2 separate regions of the Homo sapiens genome follow, and region 2 is linked to region 1. Evidence: read pairs that join two places in POLR2A ChIA-PET (ENCODE). Cell type or tissue: OCI-LY7. All regions are shown on one strand. Links, peaks and the distances in the headings refer to the core of each region. The heading gives the core; the rest is flanking DNA.

Region 1 (8,948 bases), core at 97-5,096:
CACTCTCCTCCATGCCACCTGGGTTTCCAGAGGAGACCATGATTTTTTTTATTATTTTTTGAGACAAAGTTTTGCTCTTGTTGTCCAGGCTGGAGTGCAACGGCACTATCTCGGCTCATTGTAACCTCCGCCTCCCGGGTTCAAGCGATTCTCCTGCCTCAGCCTCCTGAGTAGCTGGGATTACAGGTGCCCACCACCATGCCCAGCTAATTTTTGTATTTTTATTAGAGACAGGATTTCACTATGTCGGCCAGGCTAGTCTCGAACTCCTGACCTCAGGCGATCCACCCACCTCAGCCTCCCAAAGTACTGGGATTACAGGCATGAGCCACCGCACCCGGCCAACCATGATTTTTTAAAATGTGCATTCATAAGGGAGTGAGCTGACACAGAAACTCATGGGATTAGCATAAAGAAACATTACTTTCTAAGGGAAATGTATGAGTCATTTTTTTTTTTTAAGACTGCTGTGAGTCAAGTTCTATGGCCAAATTCTGGATGAATACAGGATTTATAAACACTTGATATATTGTACAAGCTGTAGAAAGACTTCCTATTGGGCAATGGTATCTTTGCAGAATTTGTTTTTTATACTGGGAAGCAAAAGTTCCACAGGGAACAAGTTAACTCATAAGGTTTAGTCACTGGAAACTGCAAAAGACGAAAGCCTACAAAGATGAAAGAACAGACACTTTAGAGCTCCCTGATGGACAGGAATCCTCCTTATCAGAGCCCTTCCTCTAGAGCAGCATTTCTCAAAGTGGGGTTTCTGGACCAGAAGCATCAGCACCACCTGGGAACTTGTTAGAAATGCCAATTCTTGAGCCTCTTTCCAGACCTACCGAATTGGAAAGTCGAGGTTGAGGCCCAGCAGTGTGTTTTCACAAACCCTCCTGGGGATTCCGATGCACACCAAAGTTTGAGAGCTACACGTTTCTAAGAGACAATCTAGGCAGACTGTACACAGGAAATGGCTTTCCTTTCACAAAAATATGTAGTCCCTAGTGCCCTAAGGCATCCACTGTAGATAATAGGTTACATTCTCTCTCTGCAACTAGGATGGTACTGGTATGTACCATCCCTGGGGATTATTAAGAAAATAGTCATCCAAATAGTTGTCATTGTTCTATGATTAAGTCCCCAGTGACAGTTTTGTTGCTGTCCGCCAATCAACTAAGCCATTTGGTTACACAGCAGCACTTCACTTCGAGGAACCAGTTTTTGTATGGATAAAGAAAATCTAAGTTACGCTGTGACAGCAAGTCACTCCCTAGCTTCTCTGGCTTAGCATAATAAAGGACTATTTCTTGTTCCTAATACACCTGCAACACAGCTTGGCAAGGAAACTCTATTCCACGTAGTCACTCAGGGTCGACACTAATGGGATGTCTGTGTCAACACTTGCTTCCGTGATCATCACTGTGACAAGGGGAGTACAAGATACGGTAAACTGCACTGGCTTTTGAGGCTTCCATCTGGAACTGACACATAACCTTTTCTGTTTCATTGGAGAAGTCACATGGCCAAGTGTAACTTCAAAAGTGTGTGGGTAGTACATCCGATCCTGTTGTGCCCAGAAAAAGAACTGGAGTATCTGAGAACAGCCCTCGTGACTGCTATTCAAGGTTACGAGTGGGCCACAATGGCCATCATGCAAAACTATGTGGTCACATTCAAGAAATAGCAGGGCTAAGAGTTTCCAGTTTTTACCTTCTTTCACTATCTCTTTGATTATATTGACTCTCAAATCTGCACCTTCCTTCCCAAGGTTTTTTTTGATCAAACTTTTTCATTTTCTTAAACTTTAAAAAAAATTGAAGTTAATATACATACAGGAAAGCACACACGTGTGTCTACAGCCTGATGAATGGTCACAAAGTGAGCATAACAGTGCAACTACCCCCCAGGCAAGAAATTGACCATTACCAGGAGCCCACCAGCCCCATTTGGGCTCCTTCCAGCTCCCTCATGGCAACACTCCTGACTTCTAACACCATCAGTTATTTTTTTACACTCATTCATTCAACTAGTATTTCTCAGCTAGGCACCGGAACTTCTCAGTCCTGGCAGATGGTGTTACAAACCGAAGCATGAGATTTCATCCTAATAAGCTTCCTGTTGGAAGACTGGATTTTTCTGGGGGTGGGGGTGACATATTTTAGGCAGGATTGGGGGTGGGTGAGCTCTCTGAACTCTCAGGGATTTTACCTAATAAATATTTTCCTTATTACCTGTTTAAGCACATCCAGTACTTCCTAAAAGAGCAGATGGGACCATAGCAAGAATCTCTTTGCTGCCCGACACATGAGAAGCGGCCTGCCCAGCTGGCACTTGCTCTCCTACAACCAGCCTCAACAAGGCATCGAGCTGCCTGCACCAGTGACAGCAAAGCAGCACCTGCCTGTCTGCAGCTCAGGGATTTTCTCTCGCCCTCAGTCGTACAGCCTTAGCCTTCCAGGTGGTTTCTAGGGCTGGGTAACTAGTTCCTTCTGGGTTGGGGAATGGGGAACAAGTGTAAAAGTTATTTTGGCTCAAATACAAGATTGACATTTGGTTTTAGAAATAGGAATATTTGTTATGCAGCTTCCATTTTATGAAAATGAGGGATATGTTTTCCATCCTCTTACCTATTTAATCAACAAAGGTCTTAATGGAGATGCAGTGGGCAGCTGGATTCTTAAAATGCCAGCTCCTTCCCAACATCCTCTAAATCAGACATTTCTGTCTAAGCATGCACCTGCAAAAATGATATGTTGTTTTCCAGCTTCACTGCAAGATCCTTGCCAGAATTCAGGATAGGTATCTCAAGGATATCATTACAAGTTCCAAATAATGCCATCTTTCATGCTTGAAAAGCCATGACTGTCTGGTCCCTGCAGGGAGTAGCTGGTGCCTTCAGTGGGGAGGGGTTCGAGCGTGAGCAGCTCAGGAACGTTGTGGTCTACGGTTCAGCCACATCCTTTGTGGTAAGAAACTGCAACAAAATGTACTTTATATTTTTATAATCAGCTGGCTTTTAAATTACAGCCATGCTGAATAAGAGCAGAGAAAACGTATGATTAGTAATTTCCTTATGCAGAAAGTAGAACAGTTTCTGGCTAAGGCCTAGGGCTTTAAAAAAAAGGTGCTTTTAGTAAAAAAAAGAAAATGGAAAATTCTTTATTCCAAAGCCAAAGCAATGGTTCATGGCCTCCTTCTGAGCAGTAATAGTCCAACTCCACGAGGAAGTGGAAATGGAAAAGATTAGCTTGGGAAAATATTCTAAGGGCTGTCTGCCTGCCCAGCCACTGTCACCTATATACTGAGCCACCTTCTCTGGTCCTTACAAGCACAGAAAAATGGATCTGTGGCAGTCATGGTTCCTGGACTTCTAGAAATGACTATATTCCAGGAGATGCAGAAATGCTACTGAACATGGATGTGCAGCACCACAGAAAACCTATGTGGGATCCTGATCACCAGTGGAAGCCCGGCTCCTTAGAGAGCTAAGGTAAAGCCAATGTTTGTTTTGATGTAGTTCCCCCACCTTGCCTAACATGTGTGGGGAAGAACAGATGCATCATGTCTCATACTTTGGGAGCAACAGCTTCTTAGTGTGGACCAAAGGCTATGTTCAGAAACACCTGGGATGCTTGTTAAGGATGGGGATTCTCAGACCAGGCTGGAAATTTGCTTGTTTGTTTGTTTGTTTTTTGAGAACAGAGTCTTATTCTGTTGGCCAGGCTGGAGTGCCGTGGCGTGATCTTGACTCACTGCAACCTCCGCCTCCTGAGTAGCTGAGATTACAGGCGTGCACCATCACGTCCGGCTAGTTTTTTGTAGTTTTAGTAGAGGTGGGGTTTCACCATGTTGCCCAGGCTGATCTCAAATTCCTGAGCTCAGGTGATCTGCCTGCCTCGGCCTCCCAAAGTGCTGGGATTATGGGCCTGAGCCACCGTGTCCGACTGAAATTTGCATTTTCTACCTGCTCCCTCTGGAAATTCTTAAGTGTCTCGTGAAGGGAAGGCTTATACAAAATCATAAAAATGTAATTCTACTTGTAGCAAGTTCCCCCACAAAAGATCTAGCAGAATTTAAAGAAAGGTTATGTTTGGTCATTATTTCCTTTGAAGGAGAAATAGTTTTCTTATGTGATTCCATCTGCAAGGATTGTCAGATATCGGCAGTACTTCAGTAGTACAAAAATCAGGGATAATGTTGTTCTCCCAAGTATTAACTTACAAGGAAAGCGCTCAGAGCTTCATTTATTTTGGATACCAGAGCTAGATGAAGTGTTCCTAGTAAACGTCTCCAGAAGCACCCTTCCTCCCCCTTGGTGAGACATTTAGTTGTCAGTTTAGTCGTAATAGTGTCACGACAAGTTGCCAGTTTTTTTTTCCTTTGTTTGTTTGTTTTTTAAAGAGATGGGGGTCTCACTACATTGGCCAGGCTGGCCTCAAACTCCTGGATTCAAGCAATCCTCCCACCTCAGCCTTTGTCCCAGTAGCTGAGATTACAGGTGTGAACCACCACACCTGGCTTAGTTTTACTTTCTTAAGGTTAAACTCTCAAAAGTCCCACTGTTCCACTCCTGTTGTCTTGGGGTGGCTCCCAACTGTCCGTGGTTCAACTTCCAAGGCAAGGTTTCTGGGAAGCTGTCTTTTCATCACTTAAAGATTTAAACCTTCCTTTTTTTTTTTTTTTTTTTTTTCCGAGACAGGTTCTCACTCTATTACCCAGGCTGGAGTGCAGTGGCACAATCATGGCTTACTGTAGCCTCAACTTCCTGGGCCAAGGTGATTCTCCCATCTCAACCCCTAAGTAGCTGGCACTACAGTACATGCCACCACGCCCAGCTAATTTTTCTTTTGTAGAGATGAGATCTTGCTATATTGCCCAGGCTTGTCTCGAACTCCTGGACTCAAGTGATCTGCCTGACTGAGCCTCCCAAAGTGCTAAGATAATGGGTGTGAGCCACCACACCCACCTAGACTTCTCTTAAGCTGGAAAATAAGATCAGGAGTTGCCAACCCCATGCTGGTCTTACTTGGGAACCTTGCCCAAGCCTCCTGTCACAAATCCCTTTTATGGAGTTTGTGCCTCAATAAACTGCAGCTGTACCAATGGGCATAATCAGGCTTGTTTATATAGTATACCAGGATCCCAAGATAAAAGGCATTCTAAATGCCTAGTGTGATTAGAGCAAACAAGGTACCATCTAGCATTCATTACTTAGAGGTCAGATACATATCTTGTATCTGATAAAACAAGCACTCATTTTCTATTTCAAAATCTAGCATGAGAAATCAGAAGGGCAGCATGCAGACAGGGGGATTCATTTGCTCATTCATTTACATTCATGCCTTTCCTTTCTCAGATGGAACAAAGAAAATTCCCAGGCCCGGGAACCACCAGAGGTACTACCTTATTTGCTCAAAAGGTAGGTTATGCCCATAAGGGGCAGACCACGCATGGCTCTACCTCTCTCTCTCTCTCTACACACACACACACTCTCTCTCTCTCTCTCTCTCTCCTGCTTTTATTGTGCCATTTTGGATCTGTAGGAACTTGGGCTTGAAGAGCTACATGATCTGAAATTCAGCATGTATCAGCTAGTAGGTTTAGGTTATGTCCCGAGAGGGATGTGCCTCCAGGTGGCTGTGACCTCACTTTCACAGTTCATGCAGAGGAAAGTCATCCTTGTGGTCCTGGGAGAGCTGGTCTGTTGCTGCCCAGGTTTGCCTGCACTGCCAGCATGGCTCTCACAGCCCCCCAAATTGTTTTCCTCTGAAAGGTTCAAATCTTGACTCTGAAACAGACCTCATAATGAAACACCTATGGGAAAAGTCTATTCTCTGGCCTCTTTCCTGAGCTCAATAATGTTTAATTTTTAAAAGCGGGGGAGGGAGGGAGGGAAAGAAGAAGTCTCTGATATTTCTCCAGTGCACTTGGCTCTCATAGATGGCCTTGGCCAAAACTCACCACCAGCGATTGTGCCAGAACACCTGGTTTGAATTCTGGCTGCCATGCTGCTTCATTTAATGAGATGGTCCCAACTTACTTTACTATTTAAAAAGAATTTGAGGCCAGATGCAGTGGCTCATGCTTTTAATCTCAGCACTTTAGGAGGCCGAGGTGGGCTGATCATGAGGTCAGGAGATCGAGACCATTCTGGCCAACACGATGAAACCCTGTCTCTACTAAAAATACAAAAAATTAGCCGGGCGTGGTGGCGGGCGCCTGTAGTCCCAGCTACTTGGGAGGTTGAGGCAGGAGAATGGCGTGAACCCAGGAAGTGGAGCTTGCAGTGAGCCAAGATCATGCTACTGCACTCCAGCCTGGGCAACAGAGTGAGACTCCATTCTCAAAAAAAAAAAAAAAAAAAAAGTGTCCGGCTTCATCTCTCCTTTCTTGTCACTACACGTATCACCTAGTCACCCAGCAGTTGTACTCAGAGTCAAGGACTAGTGCTTCTGCACCTGAGAAGAAGCATCTCCGGCTACCCATCGGAAGAGCGCTTTGTCTAAGGAGGCCTCAAACTTCAGCCTCCCGACTTGCAATCTGAGTCAGGAGCCAAGCTGTGCAAGTGGACAAGCGCCCTCGGAAGATGCTGTCTCCCTGTCGGAGCCAACTGGCGCACTCACCCTCCCTGCTCAGCTCAATCCATCAGCGTGTGCTGCCACTGCCGTAAGTCAATCGGCTCGGGGCGGACAGCTATCAGAGATGAAACAGGGACAAGGAAAAGAGCTTAATGGAATTTTATTTTGAAAATATGGCAAGAGTCTAAGGCACTTCAAACATTTAAATACATAGAGGACCAAAGTAAATGTGACACGGTAAAAAGGAATCCATAAATACAAAGAGAACACTGTGTTTCTCTAGAGGCAAATACAGAGCCGATTCCTCTAACACAATCCAACCTTTAGCATTGGAGTTGTGCAATTAATACAAATGATGATGTTACGTGTAGTTCTTCATGGCTTTAGTATGGAATACAAAAGCTGAAAATACTGTGTCAAGTTCATATAGATACCCTTTTTATAAAAAGTCATATATTACATCTACCTAGTTAAGACCAAATGAGAATATTCTTTTGTAAGTTTTATACTTTGTCTGGCCCAGGCCCAAGTTACCAATGATCAAAGTCATCTCGACTTCCTTATTTTAAAATAAGACAAAAGAAAAATCCAAAACTATGCTGGAATGAGATTTTGGAAGAACTTTCTAATGGTTCCACATTTAGTACATATAAATATTTGTGGAAAAATCTTAAAACGTCTCAGTGAGAACCAGACACCACTTTGTGGGAGTGAACAGAAGGTGCCCCTTCAGATCAGAATTCCCTGTGACTGTACAAAACGGAGCAGAGACTCAACAGCAACAGAGACTGGGTTAAAGTGTGCCCTACACAGAAGACGGCCAGAAAGGAGGTGTGTGTGCCCAGGCTAGCAGTCTCTGCACTGTGAAAGCTTCAGCCTTTACCCCTGGGCTTGATGCTTCTGTTTGCTGGTGAGCTCAGGCACAATACGTATACATTCAGTATCTGTCACCCCAACAGGAACAATTAGCAGCTTAATAGTGGCATGTAAATAAAGGGCTATTTGCATACAATCAATCAAATGAACCTCGGTGGGTGGGGCCAGGAGACGTCTTCCTTCCAAGCCTAGGGGTGCCCTAGAGACCAGGAAAGGAAAAAAACTGGGGGTTAATAAGTGACCTCAGGCAGATGTGTACCCTGTGACATAGGATCTTGGCCCACCACAGGCAACAAGCAGCTGTGAGCCCGAGCCAGGAGAGCTCTGGCTGAGAACAGGGAACAGGTGTCCACAGCTCCAAGGCCAGCTGGGCTCAGCAGTGCTATGTCCGGCTGTCCTGGGAAGTCACCTTCCCACTCAGAGTGAACTGTGGACTACAGGCTGCCTGCCATCTGCTTCAGGAACAATGCCAGAACCATGGCGAAATATCCCCATGGGCTCAGGGGCTGCTATCTGGATAATTCTGCACAGAATCAAAACCTCTATGGGAAGCTGTGAGCATATGTCTTGCAAGGACAAGCAAGGTCCAGCCTCTGCTAAAACATTAGTTCTCCTGCTTTTTGCGGGGTGGAGGCGGAAAGGATGAACTCTTAAGCTCCAGACTAAAACTTCCATTTTCTGAATCAACATAAAATCTGTCTCCCGTCAATTCCTGGAGGAAGGGGGTCCACCAGTCTGGTGGATTTCAGCCTATTTACAAATGCCAAATGCACAACACTGACCGGAGACTGGGCTTTTGCAAAGTTGACATGGGCATACAGAAGAACAGCGATGTCCTTGTGTCCTGCTTCCAGGGCGATTGAGAGCGCAGTGCTGCCATCCTTAAGATAAGATGGAAAGAACAAGCCATGTTGGGTTTCTCAAACCTCCAGACAACCGAAAGGTAACAGAACAAAACACCCTCCAATAATTGGCAAGGTTCCCCAAATATCCCTACTCGTTCGGTCTTCTGGGAAACTTTTTTGGGACCTCTAAGGGTGAAGGCCTGAGGATGTGAAGATGAATGAGGCAAGCCTCCACCCTCCAGAGGTCCCAGTTAAGAGGATTATCTTACTCAACCATTCTGCCCACCAGGAGGGGGAAGCAGAAGATGGGGATAGAAAGTTTTTTTTTCTTCTAATTAATTATGAATGACCAGGCAAGCAGCAGTAGTGTGTGTTTAGAGACTCTGCAATTTGCCAAAGATCTTTTACCTTTCCTCTTAGAGAGGGCACTGTGATCCTAAAACCCTAAACCACCTCGGTTTAAGGCTACAAGTAACATCTGTGTGTAAGCACGCAATCCCAGTGGGTTGCACAGATCCAACTTCTGGAAATAAGAGGGGAAACACTACATATGGGTGAAAAAAGCTTCACTTAACTGCTTGATTTCCATTAAATTTCAGGGATTTAAATGGATATAAAGGAGTATCAAGGGAAAGAACAACACAACTTG
Region 2 (11,472 bases), core at 2,656-7,655, 180 kb after region 1:
AGAATGCTTTTGTTCCATCTATGCAAGCTACTCCTCTCTTTGGGGTCTTCTGACTGGGCCACAGGGTCAGAGGTGGACCTCCCATACTGCCTCCCTGCACCCACCTACCTCCCCCACCATGGCTCACTGGACCACATAAAGATGTGAGACCTATGCTGAGAAGATGCTTCTCCCCTAGGGTTTTAAAATTGGGGCTGAGGAGCTGACAGGCGGGCTCCAGATGGAGCTGGATCTGTGTGTTGCATGCTGTGGACGACACAACAGAGCTGGAGTGCAGAAAGGTGAGGATGGAGCTGAGAGAAGCAGGGACAACACACAGAGACAGAGTCCTTCAACTTCCTGTGCTTTTCTATTTTTGATTCTTAGGTTTTCTCTGAAGATCCTGGATTTTGGGGAGGACTTCAGTATCCTGATAACATCCTCCCCAAGTTTGTTTTGTTCCTAGAAGCCAAAGATTCCCAGTTGAATACCATCCTTTCCCCATTACCAAGCTAATACCCAGCTGTGCTACGGGAGCCCACACTGGGGGCAGAGGGAAGCAGACCCAGGGTGGGTGGGTCGGGGAAGGCTACGTGGAGGGCACCAGCCCTCAACTGAATACCTCCCCAGTTACTAGACCTCCCATCCCTGCAGCTTCAGTGTGCCTTCCCTGCCAAACTGTGCCTCACTGAACCCGATTTTTCTTGGCTTGCATGCGGAATACTCTGCTTCAGCTGGCATTTTTTATGTCTATGTGTTCAAACATGCATATAGTCAATTTTTCCTATTTTCAGCTGCAGACATTTATTAAGTCAAGATATAACAGTCAAATTCCTAGAGTTATGAGAGTGCTCTGCCCTCCATCCCCTCCCCATGGATAAGCTCGTCATCTTCGAGATGGGATTTTTAGCATAGCTTGAGCCTACATTTCAAATAAAAGTTAAATATTATACAGAGGTGGGAGAAAATGATTATGTAGAGTAATATTAGTTTTCTGACAGAACTGGTAGGATTTGGAATAATTTCTCCCATAAACATCCAAGTACAATTTCTTGAGGGTAAAGAAGAGTCCAACTTAGTAATGGTTATTTTATTTTCAATTGTCATGCTTGATTTTTTCCTAAAACTTGCACTGATGCTTTAACAGTGCATAAATCTAGCTGTTTACATATTTATTTTTTAAAATCAACATTGAGATATACTCCTAAACTATGATGATGTTCCAGGGGAAAACAATTAGAATAGATATATTTAGTTTTTAAGATTTTTGTATAGAGGACTGCACCCCCTCCCTGCCGCCCAACAAAAAAAAAAGGCTTTTTCTTTCAGGATTAATAAGAAATGAAACATTTAATTGTCTGTGGTCCATGTCAACAATGTTGCTAATATATTTCATTTTTTACCCTCCATGGCTTAGCAAAGGCAAACACACACACACACACACACACAGTTGAAAAATAAAATAAAGAGACTCAAGAATCCAAATCATACTTCCTTACTTGGTATCTAGATATATAAAGCAAGAAGAATGTTTCCTACTTTGTTTGAAGCAAATAAAACAAAAGGTGAATGCTTTTACTGATTTATTTCTGGGGTGATCCAACGAGAAAGCAATTTTCTGAGGAGTCCTCATTTGGCTCAGTTCTGCCCTTTAAACCATAAGCCCCAGTATGGCCAGTTCAGTATCCTCTGGTGTTCTTCTCTTCTCTCTCAGTTCTTGTGGAGGAAGTGATCACATCTAGGGGTGACCTGGTTACAAGGTGAAAGGAGGCCTCCTAGCTGGGCTCTGAGTGAGGGAATGATGTGTGCACAGGTAATGATCAACAACTAGCACTCTTTGGGGCTTTGCAGGATGCCATTGTGAGCTTCAGGGTGCTCCTATTCCCAAAGTTTACAGGTGAAACAGCTTTACTTTCCCAGAAAATTATAATAAAAAGTACAATTTTAAAATCCTACTTCTCATGCGTAAAGCCAGTGGTTCTCAAATGCTAGCATAAATCAAAATCACCTGCAAGACTTGTTGAAACATAAATTCCTGGGCCCTACCCTCAGAATTTCTGATTCAAGAGGTTTGGGGTGGAACTTGAGAATGTGTACTTCTACCAAGTTTCCAAGTGATGCTGTTTCTGGTCAAGGGACATTTTGAGAATAACTGCCTTAAACAAAGAAGTCTGAAGGGTGGGCACAAGCTATCTGGGAGATGATACTGAGAGGTGAAGCCGGCTGAGCTTCTGGGTCGGGTGCGGACTTGGAGAACTTTTCTGTCTAGTTAAAGGATTGTAAACACACCAATTAGCACTCTGTGTCTAGCTAAAGGTTTGTAAGCGCGCCAATCAGCACTCTGTAAAAACGCACCAATCAGCGCTCTGTGTCTAAAGGTTTGTAAACACACCAGTCAGCACTCTGTGTCTAGCTAAAGGTTTGTAAATGCACCAATCAGCACTCTGTAATAACACACCAATCAGCACTCTGTAAAATGGATCAATCAGCTCTCTGTAAAATGGGCCAATCAGCACTCTGTAAAATGGACCAATCAGCAGGACGTGGGCGGGGCCAAATAAGGGAATAAAATCTGGCCACCAGAGCCAGCAGAGGCAACCCGCTTGGGTTCCCTTCCATGCTGTGGAAGCTTTGTTCTTTCGCTCTTCACAATAAATCTTGCTGCTGCTCAGTCTTTGGGTCTGCACTACCTTCATGACCTGTAACACTGCAAAGGTCTGCAGATTCACTCCTCAAGTCAGCGAGGCCATGAACCCACTGGAAGGAAGAAACTAAGGACTCATCTGAACATCTGAAGGAACAAACTCCGGACACACCATCTTTAAGAACTGTAACACTCACCGTGAGGGTCTATGGCTTCATTCTTGAAGTCAGTGAGACCAAGAAACCACCTGAAGGAACCAATTCCGGACACAATACAAGCTTTCTGTTAATAGTATAGAAATCTATTTAACAGTTATTTATCATGCACCAGGTACATGGTACGTACAGGGAATGTCATGGTTTGCAAAAAAAAAACAAGGTCCCTCCTCTTCCTCTCCCACAAACCTGAAATAAAATTACTGTTCCAGGAAGAAGCACCAAGTTCAAGATGAAGCTTTCTGTATCTCCAACACAAACTGCATGCCCCATGAGGAAATGTACAGTCCCCTAAATGAAACAATGTCAAGTCTCCGTGATTGCCAGTGAAAGAATCGAAGCAAACGTCTGAGCCTGCTCTCAAGACTGAGATTACAACTAGAAAATGATGAAGTACCCAAAACATATAAGGAGCACACTATGACAAGCATATGATTGGCATGAGGGCTAAATGCAAGGGAACTGTGGGAAAGATAGGCACAGTGCCTAGCAGAGCAAATATTGGTTCCTCTTCTGCTTTCTTACCTATCTGTATATTAAAAGGGAGGCCAGTAAGGTTGTCTATGCTGGGCCTTCAAGGAGGCTGCCAGCTGCTTCTTACCTTGTATACACTCAGGACCCAAGGGTATGTTATCTCAGCAGCCCTGAGCATTTAAACTCATAAAATTATAAAAGGATGGTATGAAGCTAGTGGTACTGAAACTTTATCATGAATCAGAAGTATGTGGAGGGCTTTGTAAAAACACAGATTCCTAGACTCCCACCTTCAGAGTAAGCAGTAGGTCTGATAGGGCCTAAAAATTTAAAATTTCTAATAAGTTCCCAGATGATGTGAATGATGCTGGTCCATAGACCATACTTTGGGAATCATTCATTAAACTTATTGTTTTTTGTTTTGAGATGCAGTTGCACTCTGTTGCCTACGCTGGAGTCCAGTGGCACAATCTCAGCTCACTGTAACCTCCACATACTGGGTTCAAGCGATCTTCCTGCCTCAGCCTCTCAAGTGGCTGGGATTATAGGCATACACCACTACATCTGACTAATTTTTGTATTTTTAATAGAGACAGGATTTCACCATGTTGACCAGGCTGGTCTTGAACTCCTGACCTCAAGTGATCGGGCCCGCCTTGGCCTCCCAAAGTGCTGGGATTACAGGCATGAGCCACTGTGCCCGGCCAAGCTTATTGCTTAAGCCATTCTTTCCTTGCTATTAACTAGAACACTATCTCTGTAATTAATTTTTTTTGAGACAGGGTCTTGCTCTGTTGCCCAGGCTGGAGTGCAGTGACATGATCATGGCTAACTGCAGCCTCAACCTCCCAGGCTCAAGCAATCCTCCCACCTCAGTCTCCTGAGCAGCTGGAACACAGGTGTGCATCACCATTCCTGGCTTTTTTTTTTTTTTTTTCCCTGTAGAGACAGGGTCTTGCTATGTTGCCCAAGCTGGTCTCAAACTCCTGGGCTCAAATGATCCTCCCAGCTCAGTCTCCCAAAGTGCTGGAATTACAGGCAAGAGCCACTGTGCCTGGCCTCTGTAATCTATTATATAAAACAGAAGTCTCATGAAGTACTAAGAATAGTGGCTTTTGTCACCAACTGCGTGACTGACCTCAGGCAAATACTGTACTAACTTTCTCTGTGCTTTAACTTTACAGATATAAGTGGAGCTTATCTCCAAATTATACAAATCTCACTGAAGGTTATTACTATGCAGTTTTAAGGACATTACCAAGTATCAGCTGCTGCCTTGTCTTTGAGAATATTGTTCACTGCTTTAATTGAAATATGTCAGAACATTTAAGACAAGTACCCTAGACTCCTCATTTGCCAAGCAAGATGGGAGAAGCCCAGGATCTTTTTCTGTTTTTGTTTTTTTAAACATAAAGCCTAGCAAATGTTAGCCTTCTCAAAATTCAGAATAACCTGAGAAGATGCTTTTGATATGTAAAATGACTTCAAGTTCCCCTGTGGGCATAAAGACAAGGCAAACACAGGTTTCAACTTAAAAAATATATACACTTAAAAAAAGAAAAAATATTTTTTTTCTTTTTTTTTTTTTTTTGAGACGGAGTCTCACTCTGTCACCTAAGTTGGAGTGCAGTGGTGCAATCTCGGCTCACTGCAACCTCCCACCTCGCAGGGTCAGCGATTCTCCTGCCTCAACCTCCCAAGTAGCTGGGACCACAGGCACGTGCCACCATGCCTGGCTAATTTTTGTATTTTTAGTAGAGATGGGGTTTCATTGTGTTGGCCGGGCTGGTCTTGAACTCCTCACCTCAGGATCCACCCGCCTCAGCCTCCCAAAGTGCTGGGATTACAGGCATAAGCCACCACGCGCGGCTGAGAAAGAATATTTTCAAACATTACAAATAAAAAGGCTTCCTCCCTGTTGAGAACAGAGTGGTACAGCTGCTCATTTCAATATTAACAATCATATAAATGACATACTTCAATTTAAGGTGGAAAAGCAGGAAGTGAGGCTCATTTTCCCAGAGCACCCCATACTTCAATTTAAGGTGGAAAAGCAGGAAGTGAGGCTCATTTTCCCAGAGCACCCCAGTCAACTAGGTCAAGCATTAAAATATGCCAAAGGAATGTTCCCTCGAGCCTCATTCATTATCAGAGTGCAGGCTCTGGTATTTCAGTAAAGACCGCTGGGGCCCTGCCCACTCAACATCCTCATGATCCTTAGCCTTTATGGAATGTTACAGGTACAGAGCTTCGGCCCCCTTTCCTAAGGGAAGAGTGGGTGCGAGCTGCGCTTTTCAAACATGTGCGGCAGAGAACAAAGGCCACATGATGTTAGTGATGCATCAGTGATTTCTACTTCTACAGGACAAGACTCCTTCCAGTACAATAAAGACAAATCCAGGTTACCCTGGCAAACTTCTTGGAAGCACAGAGCTGCGGCGGATGGGCACAGCCCATTAATCTCCTGGTTGGCTCCTCCAAGCAACTCTCAGCTTTCTACTCTAAACCTCTAATTAAAGCTAAATGCAATTACAAAACAAAAAGTGCCCTGTTCATCTACAGTCCACCCAGTCTAACAGAAAACCTTTCAGAAGTGTGTATGAATCTTGTAAATGTAGGAAAACTGACCTTCTGACATCAGTCACTCTCAGCACAATGAAGTAATTCCTGTCTTTTCACTCAGGATTTCGAAAGCAAACCATCAATCAATGGGTGAGGTGGGGGTGGGAGTGTTGAGCTAGAAAACGTCAACCATTTTAACATTTTCTTTAAGATAAAAATAAAATGCCCGCGACTTACTTAATCCCTGCTATCCTCACCACCTTTTCTCACTGATACCGACTTATATTACTTCTGGCTTTAAAAAAAAAATCCTTGACCGGGCGCGGTGGCTCATGCCTGTAATCCCAGCACTTTGGGAGGCCGAGGAGGGCGGATCACGAGGTCAAGAGATCGAGACCATCCTGGCTAACACGGTGAAACCCTATTTCTACTAAAAATACAAAAAAATTAGCCACGCGTGGTGGCGGGCACCTGTAGTCCCAGCTACTCGGGAAGCTGAGGCAAGAGAATGGCGTGAACCCAGGAGGTGGAGCTTGCAGTGAGCCAAGATTGCGCCACTGCACTCCAGCCTGGGTGACAGAGCGAGACTCTGTCTCAAAAAAATAATAATAATAATAATAAATCCTCATTTTTATTTATTAGATAAGTTTAGTGACAAGTGAAATCAAGTTGTTCCTCTAGCTCCTCCACATTTACAAATTATACTTTATTCTCTGATTATAGAGACTGTCCTTTGGTAATGACATCAACTCACGCAGCACTTGACTGACTGCAGCAGCATATCAGCATCATGAATACTCCAAGTCAGACTCTCTTCCATATCTGCCAGTAATTACAATTTACACCAGCTCAAATATTTTCTCACAAAGCATGCCAGAAGAAAAGAGAACTTTTGGTTAAACCTCAACTTTATTGTATTAGGACATACATTGTGATAATAGTAATGAGACTGCAAAGTATGAAAAGGCAAGTCCTAAATGGATCACTTGATCCAATCTTACCTTTTTCTAGCCCAAAAAGAAATTTTATTTCAGAAATTTTTAATATAAAGATGGAAATGTGGGAAGACCGTTATGCCAGAAACAGCGATGTTTTAACTCATGAGTTAAAACATGTTCTGATGCAAAAAATGCACTGACTTTAGAAATTTCTGCTTAACACACATGTCCTTCAAAAAAGCAAAAGTAGGGCTGGACATGGTGGCTTATGTCCATATTGTAATCCCAGTGCTTTGGGAGGCCATGGCAGGAGGATTGCCTGAGGCCAGGAATTCAAGACCAGCCTGGGCAACATATCGAGACCCTGTCTCTACAAAAAAAATTTTTTTTTTTTGAGATGGAGTCTCGCTCTGTCACTCATGCTGGAGTGCAGTGGAGCGATCTCGGCTCACTGCAAGCTCCACCTCCCAGGTTCACGCCAGTCTCCTGTCTCAGCTTCCCGAGTAGCTGGGACTACAGGAACCCACTACCACGCCCAGCTAATTTTTTTCTATTTTTTAGTAGAGACGGGGTTTCACTGTGTTAGCCAGGATGGTCTCGATCTCTTGACCTCATGATCCGAAATAGCTGGGTATGGCAGCACAAGCAAGTAGTCCTAGCTGTTCAAGAGGCTGAGGCAGGAGGATGCCTTGAGCCCAGGAGTTTAAGGCTGTAGTGAACTACAATTTCTCCACTGCACTCAAGCCTGGGAAAAGAGCAAGACCCTGTCTCTTAGAAAAAAAAAAAAAAAAAAAATCACTGTTTATTACAACCATAAGTTAAGAGTTGTATTAGTGGAGGGAAAACATTGACTTTCCATTTTTAATTTGTTTTAAACTGAAATGCCCTAAAAAAGGAAAATAAGCATCTCCTCCCAGCAACCTCCAAAGTTGGACGGCAGAAAAAGATGCCCAACCACAAAGTTCCGAGTTGTTCTGCACCTACACCCACAAGTAACCTGGGAATACTATCACCTGGTGAACTTGGGACTTGATTTATGAGACATGAAGCTAAAGTACAAACTCAGAGTCCTTACCAAATACATAAGAATTTTCCTATAAACCCATATTTTTCTCTCTCTGAATAATCTATGTGCTGCCTTTTAAACAAAATGAATTCTTTAACTTTTCTGATAAATGACAGAACATACCTTGCTCCATGTGTCTGCTTCTCAGCTGAGACTCTATAGTCCAACTGTATTTCTGGCATTCATTCAAAAAAGCCAAACTGTTAAGTCTCTAAATGTAAATTTATATGAGATTAAAAAGTGCCTGGGAATGAGACAGTTATCTTAGTCACGTTTTTCTTTTTAAAAAACGTTTTTAAAATTTTTTTTTTTTTTATTTAGAAGTGAAGCATAGCTGTTTCCTTGCCTACTACAAAGAAAAAAGTAATCTACCTTGTTAAATAACATGTGACTTCCTTGGCTAAATCTTAACAAGCAATACATTCCTGACTAAGGCTTTTTATTTTATTATTTTTCCAGTGTAGGTGTTGAGAATTTTCATTAAAAAGGGCTCCAACACTGGAACAAATCCATTAACACGTGTTGCCAAAGGAACACTCTGTAACTTCTGCATTATCATACCCTCTAGCAATTGTCAACAATCTCTCTGGCAAAGGCTTCCTCTGGTTTATACATAACTGTATCGAGTATTTCTGTTTGCCTTGCTAACAATGCCTTTTCTTGCAGAGAAGACATATGACACCACCATGTCACACAAAACACCCCACAGTGGAGCTGGTTTTCGATGGAGTGCTGGAACCATCAAGGGGCTAGGTCCCCAAGGAGATGGGCACTCTCTCATACCACAACAGAGGTGCAAACTGGTCCCATTTTTACAAGAAATCAATTTGACAAAATGTATCAAGGATCTTTAGAGTAGTTTTTTAAAAATATATATGTTTGTAACTCCTGACCCAAACATTTCACCTCTAATAATATACAGTAAGAAAATGATGTTCAAAAAAATTCCACACAGATTTCAGCACAAATATATTCACTGCCCATTATAATAGCAAAAAGTCAAAAACTTACATTATTATTAAAATAGTATGCAGAGATTAAGCATGTTTAGAAAGTCTCATGAAAAACTAAGCCAACGGGTCTTAAATGACTTTACTAAATTCACATGAAAAGCAACATAATTTAGGCATTATCTAATTAGCATGCATATTTCCTAAAAACTTACAAAAACTACAAATTTTCAAAGGCTTGGTATAGATGACAATTAGTGTAAGTTACTGGAGGCAAGTGGTGTTAAAAAGGAGAATAAGTCTCCAATGCTCAGTTTCCATAATCGAATGAAGCAGCATGCACTCACATTTTATCAACAGCATTTAGAAAATTATTTCTGCCTTTTATGCTGATGAAAGATCCTCTAACAGATTAACTTTCTGGTAAGAGTACCTCAGAGACAGGGTCTAGGTCACAGATTAGGCTTCTAGGGACCTGTGTCTAGATTTCTGTTTATACGGCGAGCTGTACACCCAGCTGGGCCCACTGGACAACAGTGCAGCCATCAGTGCAACTGCCAGCAAACCTCTCTTATCTCAACACTGTTAACTATGCTCAAAAAGCAAGTCAAGGCTTTCTATTCGGGGCTTACTAAGGACATCAAATTTTCATTGTGACGAAAATACAGCTACGGATTTAAAATTTTAAGTCTACATTATCTCCACAAAAACATTTTGTCCCCAAATGTACACACACAATCATACTAGGCCAAAGAATAATACATTCTCCAAAGTAGCAATGAGAGAGCACTCTCCAAGCACAGATTAAAACAAAGCCATCACAGAAACAACAGACATCTAAACAAACAAAAAACCCAATACAAGGAGAAAAAAACTATTCTATTCTCCTAAATAATTGTTTTAAAAAACATAAATCCTAATACGAGACTGTGTTGAAAGTAATGAAAAGGCCTGGGGTGGGGAAGGTGTATAATGAATGAAAACAGAAACCTTACAACGTATCAAGTGTTACGGAATCTGATGAAGGTTGAGAACAGAGAAAAATGTAAGCCCTAAATAATTAACATAAGTGAACTACATATTGAAATGAGAAAAAAAAAACACCCAATCTGTTTGAAAAATGATTACAAAATACTTCACTAATAATGAATGCATTAATAGAAAAAATAGAAGTGAAATTCAAAAGCTTCCTTGAAAAGCCAACCAGAGAAGTAAACTTCTGGTAAGTCTAGATGAAAGAAAAGTGAACACAATTAGAATATACGTATTGTCTCAGTCAATTTTCTGTTGCTTATAACAGAATACCTGAAACTGGGTAATTTATACAGAAAAGGTATTTATTTCTTACAGGTACAAAGGCTGAGAAGTCCAAAGTCTAGGGCTGCATCTGGTGAGGGCCTTCTTGCTGGTGGGGACTTGACAGAGTCTGGAGGCAGCACAGGGAATCACATGGTGAGGCGGCCGAGTGTGCTAGCTCAGGTCCCTTCCTCTTCTTAAAAGCCACCAGCCCTACTCCCCTGATAACCCATTAATCCATTAATCCATGAATGGATTAATCCATTCATGAGGGCAGAGCCACCTCTTAAAGGCCCCACCTCTCAATATTGCCACATTGGGGGTTAAGTTTCAACATGAGATTCACATGGGACATTCAAACCTTAGCAAGCACTATAACATACTGAGGGACCATAAATAGGAGACGAACATATAGAGATAGGAAGCTATGTTTTTTGAGACAAAGTTGATAAAACAGAGGGGAGGCAGGAAGAAAGGAAGGCAGGTGGGCAGGACTGGGTCAGGCAGCTGGATACAGTAGTGTGTCAGGCAGATACTGAGAAGATACCTCTGCACTAACAGCCTCCCAATGCCCCACAGTGGAGCTGGTCCCCAGCTGAACCTCTACAGGTGGGTAGAAGAGCACCAGAGCCATTCCTCCCTCCCCAGGAGCTCTGTCTACAGTGAGCTACATACTCAAATATACCCCGATGAGTGTGGAAATCGATCCCATTTTTAAAAGATATAAATTTGGCAAAACATATTAAGGGTTTTTTAAGTGGTCATGATCTTTTAAAATGTGACTTCTGACCTGTAATTTTGCTTCTAATCATACACATACTAAGGAAATAATGTTTTTAAAAAATCAACCTTGGCCAGGCATGGTGGCTCACACCTGTAATCCCAGTGCTTTGGGAGGTTAAGGTGGGAGGCCAGGAGTTCGAGATCAGCCTGGGCAACATATTGAGATTTTGTCTCTACAAAAAAATTTTAGAAAATTAGGCAGGCATGGTGATGCACACCTGTAGTCCTAGCTATTCAGCAGGCTGAGGCGGGATGATAGCTTGAGCCCAGGAGTTTGAGGTTAAAGCATGCCATGACTGCACCACTGCACTCCAACCTGGGCAACAGAGTGACGATCATGCCACTGCACTCCAGCCTGGGTCACAGAGCAAGTCTCTGCCTCTATGGGAGAGACAGGAAAAAAACCCCACAGACTTACACATAAATACATCCACTGCCTCACTACTGTAAAAATTTCAGAAACTTAATAATTTGTTAAATTATGATACATATCTTAAACATGTTTATGAAGATTAAGGAAATGCTTACTTTATAAAGTTAGGTTGAAAACTGGGTATGATGTTGA

What was found. ChIA-PET counts read pairs that join two places held together with the same protein. Peaks named below come from ENCODE experiments on the same cell type or tissue, not always from the same donor. Only the 100,000 strongest peaks of a DNase experiment are listed, where the experiment ranks them.
Region 2: POLR2A ChIA-PET joins it to region 1 with 6 read pairs; 1 of 35 experiments calls an interaction of 5 or more read pairs at or near these places.

What each region holds. Positions count from the first base shown.
Region 1 is chr9:743,878-752,825 of GRCh38, reverse strand. It overlaps LOC124902109 (a long non-coding RNA gene), which reads left to right. Exons shown (of 4, transcript XR_007061394.1): 2 at 2,241-2,475; 3 at 3,330-3,490; 4 at 5,357-5,577. It overlaps KANK1 (KN motif and ankyrin repeat domains 1), which reads right to left. Exons shown (of 12, transcript NM_015158.5): 11 at 8,237-8,335; 12 at 6,723-7,653. The coding sequence ends at 7,591. Among named protein-coding and RNA genes, the nearest start is that of KANK1-AS1, 63 kb to the right of the region's middle. In OCI-LY7, for the core only: no CTCF peak of the experiment used is centred there; DNase peaks (open chromatin) are centred at 2,365 and 2,905.
Region 2 is chr9:568,286-579,757 of GRCh38, reverse strand. The region is part of intron 1 of KANK1 (KN motif and ankyrin repeat domains 1); the gene reads right to left. Among named protein-coding and RNA genes, the nearest start is that of KANK1, 69 kb to the right of the region's middle. RefSeq lists an enhancer at 4,488-5,327. In OCI-LY7, for the core only: no CTCF peak of the experiment used is centred there; no DNase peak of the experiment used is centred there; H3K4me3 peaks cover 166 bases; H3K27ac peaks cover 916 bases.